Regions from separate parts of the Homo sapiens genome. Here region 2 is linked to region 1. Evidence: read pairs that join two places in POLR2A ChIA-PET (ENCODE). Cell type or tissue: GM12878. All regions are shown on one strand. Links, peaks and the distances in the headings refer to the core of each region. The heading gives the core; the rest is flanking DNA.

Region 1 (7,685 bases), core at 2,089-6,088:
ATGGCTGTTTGCAAGGGGTGCAGAGTTGGGACTTATAGGTTGGGATATCTACATTCGTTCACAGGAGACCCTTCTAGATGTGGGACTGAGCAGAATTCTGAGAAGTCAGAGAATTCTAGATTCCAACCTGACCTTCCAGGTTGTTATAAAGGTATATATGTGTCAAGGTAGAAGGGAGAAGATATTTTAAGTTTAGTCATTGATGTGTAACTTACATATGAAAACACCTGGTATAGGGCCTCCATTTGTATTATTGTCCTGGGCCCATTTTCATTACTAGAAGTTTGAATTCACTTCCTTTGAGCCAGGCAGACCTCTTGCTTTCCTCATTATTTGTACCTCTCTTCCTATTTCCCTCTCCTCTGTCTTCCTAAATATGCATAGCTGAGCCTTATTAGGATATATAGCCAGGATTGGTAGAGATTTAGGGGGCTCCCTTTCCTCTCTCCCTTTAACCATTTCCCACCCCCTCAGGACATGCGTGACAGATGATAGGCAGGGGCCAAGGGTCCTCTCTGGTCAATGGCTGGCCACCTTTTTACCTCTTAAGAGGTTTCAAGATAATGATATCTGTGTAACTTCATGGTAAGAAGATAGAGCTCCATTCTGCTCCCGCCATGGTAACCCGAAGGTAAGCCAAGAGGCTCCATGTTGGGGTGTGTGTGTGTGTGTTGTGGGAAGCAGGCCTGAGAAGCCTAGATTTTTGGGCAGAGAACTACAAGAAGAGTAATGTTGCCTGCCCCTGTCCCCATCTCCATCCTGGAAGGGTGCAGGTCCTCAGCTGGCAGCGGGAGAAAGGCAGCTGGTGAAAGGCAGCAGCCAGCGACTTCACCACTTTGAGTTGGGCCCCTTCTGGTGTAGAACCTGGATCCCCTAACCTCCTTGGCTTGCCGCTAGCGTGTCATTATCCACGTTTTGCTCCATGTAAAACCCTCTTCCAACATCCCCTTCCTATTCAGACACTGTTTGACAGTGCAGAGACTGGTCCAGAAATGGGGTCGCTTGCCTCTGTGAGTCAAGCCTCTCCTGCTCCAGAAAGTAAGATGAGAATAGCTGCTCCCCGCTTGCTTCTTGGGGTCCTGGGAGGATGCAGCAGTAGTAGAACAGCTTTTGGTACATATCAAATCCTGCTGAACAGCTCATCTCACCTATGCCTGAGATGGCGATAATGCAGAGGAGGAATAGCGCAGGTGGGAGTACAGAAGTAGCAGGCTTGTGAGAGAGCTTTGTGAACTGCAAAAACCCTATCAGATATTAGCTCTTGTTATTATCCTGCTCTTAGATCCATTTGCACCCCATCCCACCTGCCCCACCGACCCTAAGAGAATCAGAGCAAATGCTTGTTATTAGACATGAGCACTGAAGGCTCCAAGGACTACTGCGGCCACCGTTTCTCCACATGTGGAAAGAGTGAAGTGCTGGTACTGTGCTGTGTGACTTTAGGTGCTACCAAGCAGAGTATTAAACACAGAACTGCAGCACGTCCAAGTTCTCCCCTTTTCAGTACGTTCAATCCTGATTACCCACAGGAGAAACTTGCAGTTTAGTGCTTGCATTCTTCAACACCTCACTAAAACTCAACAGTTTCCCTTTTTAACAAAGAGATCAAGGTTTTGCCCACTAGAATTGAAAACAATATTTTAATTTTCATCTCTTTATGTGGTTTCTTACTTTCTATTTACGCCAGGTGATAGTGGTTTTCCATTAAAGTAATGACATACAGATTTTAAAAGTAAATATAAGTAAATCAACTAAAAAAATCAATTTAAGAAGCACTTTAAAAAAAATGCAGGTGGTACTCGGACGTGACTAATATTATTCATTTCATAGGCAAGGAAATGGAGAATCAGGCAGGAATCCCCAAACCCCAGAGTGGTATAAGCTGACATTTAGGAAGAACACAGACGGCTGTCTCCCCTGAAAGCCAAACAGATACTCATGGGCCAGGTAAGTTCTCCCTTTCACATTTAGGACCCCCATTAACAAGAGTCTGCCTTTTGTGGTTGGTGTTTTCACCATTTTCATTTTAGCCAAGAAAAATAAGAACTTCTGGGGCCACTGATTGATCCCTTTAAATTGAGGGCAGAAAGCTGGCCATTTTTCAGAAGCGAAGAGCGTCAGCAGTGGTGTTAGGTATAACTAGAAGAGGGGGAAGAAGGGGCAAAAATAGAGGTGGGGCAAAGTGTAAACAGGAAATAGAAGACACAAAGCCAAACCAGCTTGAACATTTTTAAGGACTTGAAACTCCAGGGAGTGGTGGAAACAAACTCCAGATTGTTCCTGTCCTAAGTAAACACGGCAATGTGTCTCTTACAAAGCTCTGACCACAGCCACTCTTTGATACTGATAGAACTATTGCTTATTGAAACTACTATGATGATTTGCCCACTAACCTCCACTGGGCCCTCAGTAGCTGCCAGGCACCTGGCTAAGACTGAACATCCTCTTGTCAATCCTCACAGGAAGACTTGAAGTGAAAATTGCAGGCTCTGGACTTGACTAGCCTGGGTTGGAAATCTGGCCCTGTAGAGCTGTGTCAGAGCAAATCAAATTCTTCCCTGAGCCTATTTCCTCATTCATTATACCCATTCTACTAAATGCATGTAATAACTATTATACCTCTTAGATTTCAACATTAGACCATTTATCAGGGGTAGGAAGTAAGCAACCAATAACAATGTCACTTATTATTCACTGTTGGTATTATCAGTACCAGAAGGGCAAAGAAGCTTCTGAAGTTTGTCAACCTTAAATAATAAGATATAGAAAATATGACTAGCTATAGAGTTTATTCAAGCCCAAAGCTTGAGGATGGCCACCCAGGAGCATAGATTCAAGTTTCCCTGAATGTATATGCTGAGTAGCAGCAATTAGAAGTGGGTTTTTGTTTCTGTGTTTTTTTGTTTTGTTTTGTTTTGAGATGGAGTCTCCCTTCGTTGCCCAGACTGGAATGCAGTGGTGTGATCTCAGCTTATTGCAAACTCCACCTCCTGGATTCAGGAGATTCTCCTGCCTCTGCCTCTGCCTCAGCCTCCCGAGTAGCTGGGATTACAGGCACCTGCCACCACGCCCGGCTAATTTTTATATTTTTAGTAGAGGCGAGGTTTCACCATGTTGCCCAGGCTGGTCTCGAACTCCTGACCTCAAGACCTCACCCTCCCAAAGTGCTGGGATTACAGGCGTGAGCCACCGCGCCCGGCCCTGTCTTTTCTCAAGGTCACTTGGCCCAGTGTCACAGAGCTGAACCAAGATGGTTAGGCTGAGGGATAGGTCCCGAAGTGCTCAGATCTCCGGGCCTCAAGGCCCAGGCTGGGGTGGCACGGCAGGGGCTGATGGGGAGGTGCCCAGGCCGCCGGCGGATGCTCCCGGAAGATGCTCTAAGCTGCCGCTCCAGGTATCCCCTGGGCTGAGGCTACCTGGAGACGCCCACGGCAGTGACACACCAAGCGGGGTATGGCGAATCGTCAGGTCCGCAAAACCACCCAGTTCAGCAACTCATGGCTATGCCGAGCCCGCCGCGCTCAGCTCGGCCAGAAACAGCTCCTAGAGCCAGGGACTGGACCGCCCCCGCTGGCCTCTGGCAGGCAAACAGCCACCGGCCACGAAATAGATGGCCGCGAGGGCTTCCGGGAGCCGCGGGGCAGGCCGGGAGCCGGGCCGCACAGCCAATGCCCGCGCGGGGGCCGTCGGTAGTTACCCGGCAACGAGGTGGACGCCCAGTAGAGGGAGCGGAGCCAGTAGGGCTGGAAGAACTGGCAAGAAAGCCCTAGAGAGAGGCGACCTGCCAATTTTGGAAGCGGCTTTTTGTTTTGTCCCCAGATCACTCATTCCTACCTGGTCTTGGAGGAAGATCGTCAAGGCAAATGATAAGAAACAGAAATAAACCAGGGGAACAAATAATGATAAAAAAGATACTCATATTTGTTGAGCACTTACTGTCGGCCTGGCTCTTTGCAAGGATTACTTAATTTGATCATCTGATTTTGCTGTCCCAAGTTGTAAATGAGAAAATAGGAGTTTAGACAGATTAAGCATCTTGGCCAAACTACCTCAAACTAGGGAGTGTCAGAGCTGGAATTTGAACTTGGGTGGGCATGAACTCAGGTGGCTTGAGTTCTTAATGAGTCAAACCGTGGACACTCATTTCAGTTCAGCAAACCTAAATCTGTGTTCCTACTAGGCCATGCAGGGCCAATCCAGGTTTTATGGGGTCTGAAGCTTAGACAATGTTGGGGGGGGGGGTCCTCTTTTGGAAAAAAGAATAAAAAATTACAAATATAAAGTTAGGTACAAAAATGAACTTAGAATGTAAAAAGAAATCATAACAAAATATTTTTGCTAATTTTACAAAAATATACGACCATATGAATGCATAGCTAGGGACTCAACGAAGCCGTCTTTGACCCTTAGCTTCCCTTGAAATCCTTCAGTCAGATGTCAAACTACCTTGCAAGCTTCTCTGCGGTTCTCCTCCCACCCTGTCTCCCAGCCAAAGGACCTGAGACCCTAGCAACAGGCTTAATAGGGCTTTTCTGGCCATAGGAGCGATTTTAGCCTGAGTCAACTTGAGTGCCAGAGGGTGAATGCCCTCAGAAGCAGCTCCCAAATACTGATGAACAGGGAGTTGGTGGATAAATTCCCTAGCTTCCTCATCCCTCAAGTGAGATCATGCTGAGACACTTTGTGGTTCTTAGGGTGTAGTCCCAAACCAGCAGCAAACTGTACCACTTGAGAACTAGTTAGAAATGCAAATTCTTAGCCTACTACTACCCTGTACCTACTGAATCTAAAATTGTAGGGGCTGGGGCCCAGTCATTGGTGTTTTAACAAGCCCTCCTAGTGAGTCTGTGCTGAAGTTTGAGAACGACTGTTCTGCTAGGCTGTTCCCCAGAGCTCCCTTATGGGCTTGAGCTCCCGTTGTCTACAATGGTAACCTGCTTGATAACACATCTTTTTTTGGTCTCCTTCCCTTTCTTGTCTCACTTCCTCATTCTTCAGCTGGAGCTTCCTGAATTCACTTCTAATAAACGACTTGCACTTTAATCCTTGTCTGGGATCAGCTTCTAGAGAAACACCACCTTAGATGAGAACAACTAGGGGAGGTGTCATTGCCCAGTGAGGAGGAGGACGATGGCTGGCTTCAGGGAGGACCAAATGCTCTGCCAAATGCTTTGCTCTCATTGTCTGCTTCACCCTCACAATGCCTCAGTTGAGAGGGAGATGTTGCCCCCCAACGGGGAAACTAGGGTTTGGAGGATTTAAGTGGCTTGCCCAAGAATTTGAATCCAGGTCTGAGTCCAAAAGGTGAGCTCCTTACCAGTGAGGGCAGAGGGCCAGCCCATGTTTTGCTCTCTTGTCATTCCTCCTCTTCTCAGAGCAGGCAAGCGTTAAATGAAAATTGTAGGAGGCCATTGTTTTGGACTAAGTTTCTGAATTAGGCCCCAGCAGACCAGGCTAAAAATCCAAAGGGAGTCACCCATGCTAAAGTTCCATGGCACTAAACCCAAACTAAGTAGTTACCTGAAAAGAGGTAACAGCCAATGTCCCAAACAGGCCAGTTCAAATCTCAATGGTCACAAGAGTGAATCCCCTCTGCTTTATTCCTTATATGAAAGAAGTAGCGTTGAGTAACCTGATGCTAATGAATCAGTTGTTTTTCTATCATTCTGTCTCCCTGTCCCCACCTCGTGAGGGAAGTGGCTCTGAAGCAACTAATAGGCTCTTTGTTCTTCTCTTCTGTTTCCTTCAGCCCTCTCTGTCTATAAAACCAACTCCCTCTGCTCAGCTTATCAGAACACTTATTCTATTTTATGGAATGAAGTGTTGCCAGATTCTATAATTGCAATAAAGCCATTTGAGATCTTTAAGCTAAATTTCTTATCATTTTGTCTTTTGATACAGGGATCCAGTTTTGTTGTGAGGAGTGCTATAGGCTGGACACTTTGGAAAAATCCCGAGTGCACTTTGTGGACACTGCTGGCCTGAAATAGTGGGGCACACTGGCCTGAGAGCTCCCTGGCTCCCAGTGCCTAAGGTCCTTTACCCCATACTCCCTCAAGGTCCATCCCTATACCCTCCAGCCCACAGCATGTGACCAAGCATGTGCCCCTTAACCTGGAGCTGGAACCCTTCCTTTCACAGATACCTGGAAATTGAGCCAGATCTGCATCCGAGGGACACTAGAAGGGATGGGGAGGAGCGCTTACCCCTGAACTCTGTTTTGTCTCATGTTTGGAGGCCCAAGGTCATTTGGTTCTTCAGATTTCCAGCAAACTATAGCTCTCACTCCCTTCCCGCATGCCCTCACCCCACGGCTTTTACACTTAAGAGGAATGGCCCTGCCTTCTCTGGGCCCACAGCTCCTGTGGCTTGAGGTTCCAGCCGTCTTGTTAACAATTTTTCTCCCTGCGATGTAGGAATGATGGCTGTGTTAACAGGTCGGGGGGCGGTTGGGGAGACACTAACAAGATGATAAACCTTGGTATTTGGCTCTGCTGCTGACTTTGAGCGAGTCCTTTTTTACCTCTCAGAGCCTTATTTTTCTCATCTGTAAAGTGGGGAGTCCTGCTCCCCTCCCCTGAGGTTGTTCTAATGAGGCCGTGCTCATAGTAGGTAAATAATGTACACACACAACATGGGCATGCACAGCGATGGGTGCAGGTTGCAATTGGGACTTCCCTCTGTTCCCTCCATCACAATTGATGAGGGACTTTGGGGCTGATCTTGACTTCTCCAGGATCCTGGTCTCCCAGTAGGTTGCTAGTGATGCTCAAAAGGTAGGGGTCTCTCCCCAGGACACTGCCAGCCTGCCCTTCTGGGAGGAAGGAGACAGAAAGGGTTACTTTGGCAATCACGAGGCTTAAGGATGCCCCAATGCTTCACCCTGTCCCAAACCGACCCCCTACTCCCACCCCCAAGTCTAAAGTGGGTCCCTCTACAATAATCTCTCATCACGCCATTCATTCTTCCTTTGTGGCACTTATTATAAGTGCTAATTATTTATCAATATTTGTTTTTTTAAACAAAACTTTATTATGAAAAGTTTCCAACATTTACCAGAAAAACCCAAAACAGAACAGTATCACAGACTCCATATACCTATCACCCAGCTTCAACAATGATCAACTCGAGGTCAATCTTGTTTTATCTCTACCCCTACTCACTCCTGCCTCCTAGTATTAATTTGAGGCAACACATTTGTAAATGTTTTGGTAGGTATTGCTAAAAATAAGGGCTCTTGTATAAAACATAACCACAAATACATGTCATTATACATTTATCCAAACCCACAGAATGTACAACACCAAGAGTGAACCCTAATGTGAGCTATGGACTTGGGGTGATGATGGTGTGTCAGTGCAGGCTCACTACTGTATCAAATGCTCTGCTCTGCTGGGGGATGTTGATACTGTGGCAGGCTGTGCACAACGTGGGGGCAGTCTCTGTACCATCTTCTCAATTTTCCTGTGAACTTAAAACTACTCTAAAAAAGTTAAGTCTTAAAAAATAAAATCAAAAGAGCAAAGCTCCTGTTATTAAATCTAAAAAATGAACAATAATTCTTTGGTATGTGATTATTGTTAAATGTGTATCTCCCTCCACTGGGTTGGGAGCCTCATGAGAGCTTGCGTGAGGCCTACTAGGTCCTTGGTGAGTAATTGTTGGATGGATGGATGGATGGGTGG
Region 2 (4,000 bases), core at 1-4,000, 170 kb after region 1:
GATCAGCCAGGATCTGACCCCTGAAACAGCAGCCAACAGCTAAAAGGCATTCACCTCCAAGAGCTGGGGCTCCTTGGGCCAGAGCAGAGGGCAGGTCACTGGGCAGGGCCCACAGAGTTTGTCCCATTAGTGGACATTCAGGGCTGGAAAGAACTGGATTTGGCTTCCATATTGTTTCACCTGTTTGCCAAAGGTCAGAAAGCTGTTGTAAGTGAATGATAAGACTGACCGATTAGCCCATATAGGAGGGGAGGGGGCACGGATGCATAGAGTCCCAGCCTGTGGGGTTGGAGGGACTCCAGAGAGGGGTCATCTACTGGATCTCTTGACCACTGAGCTGAACTGCTCTGGGGCATCCCTGTCAGAGGAGACTGGGCTCTATTTTAAAGTCCTCCAGGGAAAGATGCTCTAAACAGGGGTAACAAGCAGCAATTCAAATCATGTGCCAACTCCAGGCCTTCGATGGAAGCTGCTTATCAGCATGTTGGGTAGAGAATCCCGAGGCTCAGTCTGGGAAGAGCACTGTGCTTGACTGGCACTGCCTGCCCTGAGTGCAGAACAGAGGAGAGGCAGCCTGCGGGCCATTTTCAGATCAAAATCCACCTGGGTCACTCAGGCGGGTTTTACACTTTTCTCCAAGGTAGTTTCTTGGGGCCTCACTTACTGCCCCAGAGAAGCGAAAACGGTCTTGACTGCAACTTCAAGGCACTAGAGGGTGTGAGAGATGATCAGGAAGGCAGCTGCAGACCCAGCTTGTGGGGCGGGGTCGGGGAGGTTCCTTTCTTGACCTTGTGGGACTACAAGGTCCCACAGACCTTGAAGCACAGAGCAGGGTGGAGAGTTGGGACCAGCCTGCTGGGTTTATCTAGCTATCCCTGCCTCCGCCAGGATATTAACGGGCTTCCCGCAGATGGAAACTTCTCTTTGGAAACAGGGTATTGGGAGCTTTAGATTAAGGCAGAGCTGAGTCCCAAGACTGGCCCTCCTCTCAGGAGCTAGGAATAAGGCCTTGAGCTCTCTACACTTGTTTCTCCTCCTTTACAATGGGGATAAAGCCTCAGGGACTGTTGTGAGGGCTGAAGAGGAGAAAGTACGTAAAACTTCTAGTACAGCCTTGGTCATGGGACATATGAATTCTCCCACAGATGTTCTGAGGTTTGGGGTGACACATTAAGACCAGACTGACTATTCCAGTGACTTGGCAGGCTGAGGAGTCGGGGATCGCTTGAGGCCAAGAGTTTGAGACCAGCCTGGGCAACATATCAAGAGCCCATCTCTGTAAAATTAAAATAAACATAAGTGAGCTAGATGTAGTAGTGTGCACCTGCAGTCCCAGCTACTTGGGAGACTGACACATGGGAGGATTACTTAAGCCCAGGAATTTCAGGCTGCAGTAAGCTGTGATCGTGCCACTGCACTTTACCCTGGGCAACAGAGTGAGACCCTGTCTCAAAAAAAAAAAAAAAAAAGAAAAAAGAAAAAGAAAGAAAGAAAGAAAAGGAAAAGAGAAAGAAAAAAGACAAGGCTGCCTGTGGGAAACGTGTTGAGAATGAACAGCTGCTTCAGGCCCAAGTCCACCCCAGGGCCCCAGTGCTGTTACTCTTTCCCCCACCGTCCCATCCTCAAGGCCACTGAGTGTACACCAGGCATGCTGGATTTGCAGGTGTGGGGGCAGCATCAATTATGCTGCTGACACGGGGCTTGCTAAGCCTGGGGGAAGCTCTGGGAAGAGAAAGAGGAGTGTCCTGGGGTGGGTGGAGGAGGGAAGGAAAAGCAGATGTAGAAAAGTCTGGAAGATGCTTCCCCTCCACCACCAGAGCCAGCCCCCACCGGCTGCCTCCCCTAGCCAAAAGGCAAGGCTTCCTCGCAGCAGAAAACATATACACATATTTGCAAGCTACAGTACAAACGAGCGGCAAACCTAATGATTCGTGATTATTATTTGAAGGGTCCCACTGTTACAGATTTATTTGTCATTTCTTGTAATAACACCGACAGTAATGAATTCGTTTGTATTAATGTGAGTGTCACGAGGACTTCCGTCGAAATTCCGCATTAATTAACGTACCATTAAAACAAAGTGTCGCCCAATTAATATCTAACAGAGGTAAGGCTGCCAGGGTCCTCTTCATCTGGGTTTCATTTGTAATTCATGGTATTAGCATCCTGCTTAATGAACGTCATTTGCAATTCCTACCGCTGGTCTCTCCCACTTCCTGGGGGAAGGTCAGGGTGCCCTAGGAGCTGTTGGGCCCTTCACTGGGCACCCCCGGGGCCAGGAGGAGAAGGAGGGAGGGGTGGGACTCTGTTTCTAGGTGGAAATCGAGTCTCCGCATTCTTCATTCCAGAAGGGGCTTGGAAGGCCCTTGGAACTTCCTGATCGGTTGGTTATCCACTTCAGTTACCCAGAAGATACCTTCTTGAGGTTCTGGTAGGGAAGAGAAGGCTAGTTTGTTTCTTGGTCAAGCCTGATCTTAACAGATGAGACCATGGCCATCCTAGGAAAGCCTTCCAGCAGGGAGCACCCAGGATTCTGGTTTCCCTCTTTTCTTAGTGTCAGCCTGGTGGTCTTCTCATGGTCTTTGTGTGACATGAGAAGACTATCAGACTGACCCCAAGGACCCTCAGGACCTCTAGCTGTCCCTGAAGCCAGCAGTGGAGCCCAGTGGGCCTTGGTCTCCGAGACACAATAGACCAAGGAATTGGACCCTCTGCCCTGTTCCTCCCACAACCCCTGCGGCAGGGCCCACCTCCCCCAGCAGGGACAGAGGCACCATCATCCAGCCTTTAGAGCTCTCAGGACCCCATCCTGGGACAGCTCCTGAAGACAACATAGCCGGGCACCCTCCCCTCTCAGGGAATGCTCCTCAGGTGAGTGGACCTCCTTGGGCTGTCCCCGCCCAAGTATAAGAACCTGAGGCTGCCACTGGCAATAATGAAGTTTCCTGCAGTGATGGCTACTACCGCTATGACTGTGGGCCAGGCCTCAGGCTGTGTGTCTCAGAATCATTACTGCTAGGCCCACAGATGCAGGAGGAAGGTGTTATTGCCCCCATTTTACAGATGAGAAAACTGAGGCTCAGAGAGCTTCAGTACTTTTCACACAGAGGTGGAAGAGGGGAACAAGACAGGTGTCTGGGTTGTCACATTGATGTCTCTGTGTCCTCCCATCCTTTCCAGCTAGTGATCCACATGAGAGCTGGAGGGACAGGGCAACAGGGGGCCAGGCCTCTGGCGTCCTGGCTTATAGTGCCCTTGACTCTCAGAAAGTCCTTCCTTCACTGGTCGCCCACATGCAGGGACTGTGCCCTGCAGTCCTGGCACATGGCAGGTGCCCATAGCCAGCCGTGGGGCGTTTTAACCTGTGCTTCATCTGCATGAGAGTGTCATATATCTCACTGGAGAGTGAGGCTCAGAAAAAAAACAGGAAAGGGAGGGAGAAATGCTTTCATTGATTTTTGCTTCAGAACGTGCTGCCTTTCTATATTCCAAGGATGGTCCCAGAGCAAAGAGGCTGGCTTGGAACTAGAGTGCCTTGGATTTGAGGAAGGACTCACAACTGAGCAGGAAGGGAGTGCGGAGTGATGTGGTTCTGCCCCCTCATTGGATGGACAAGGACCGGAAAGCCAAAAAGCTTTGATTCTTGTCCAGAATCACACAGGGGACCCTGGTCCAGGGTCTTCTGTCCCCCATCCAGGGCTCTTTCTTCCACCCCATGCTGCTTCCCTCGAGGTTAAGAATGCTGTGTGTTTGGGAAGCCACCTTGCATCCATGTTTGGACAAGGTAGGGGACGTCAGGGAGTCAGCACTAACATGGGCACCTGCAGGCAGAACTCACTGCAGAAACCGTCTGTGTGACCACCATCCAGTCCCCCCACTCCCAGCTTCAGCTTTTTCATCTGTAAGACAGGGTTCCTGGGCTAGGGCAGTGCTTCCCCACCTTGGCTGTACATGAGAACTTGATGGGAATTTAAAGATACAGAGTCAGGGACTGGGCGCC

Evidence for each region. Peaks named below come from ENCODE experiments on the same cell type or tissue, not always from the same donor. Only the 100,000 strongest peaks of a DNase experiment are listed, where the experiment ranks them.
Region 2: POLR2A ChIA-PET joins it to region 1 with 7 read pairs; 4 of 35 experiments call an interaction of 5 or more read pairs at or near these places.

The regions. Positions count from the first base shown.
Region 1 is chr10:71,373,865-71,381,549 of GRCh38, forward strand. It overlaps a transcript of SLC29A3 not described here. Among named protein-coding and RNA genes, the nearest start is that of CDH23, 19 kb to the right of the region's middle. RefSeq lists enhancers at 2,763-3,323, 3,379-3,528 and a silencer at 3,659-3,728. In GM12878, for the core only: a CTCF peak has its summit at 3,687 (motif pointing right); a DNase peak (open chromatin) is centred at 3,633; H3K4me3 peaks cover 1,143 bases; H3K27ac peaks cover 1,061 bases.
Region 2 is chr10:71,549,109-71,553,108 of GRCh38, forward strand. The region is part of intron 6 of CDH23 (cadherin related 23); the gene reads left to right. LOC105378355 (a long non-coding RNA gene) reads right to left here. Exons shown (of 2, transcript XR_946054.3): 2 at 1,929-2,428. Among named protein-coding and RNA genes, the nearest start is that of CDH23-AS1, 39 kb to the left of the region's middle. In GM12878, for the core only: no CTCF peak of the experiment used is centred there; no DNase peak of the experiment used is centred there.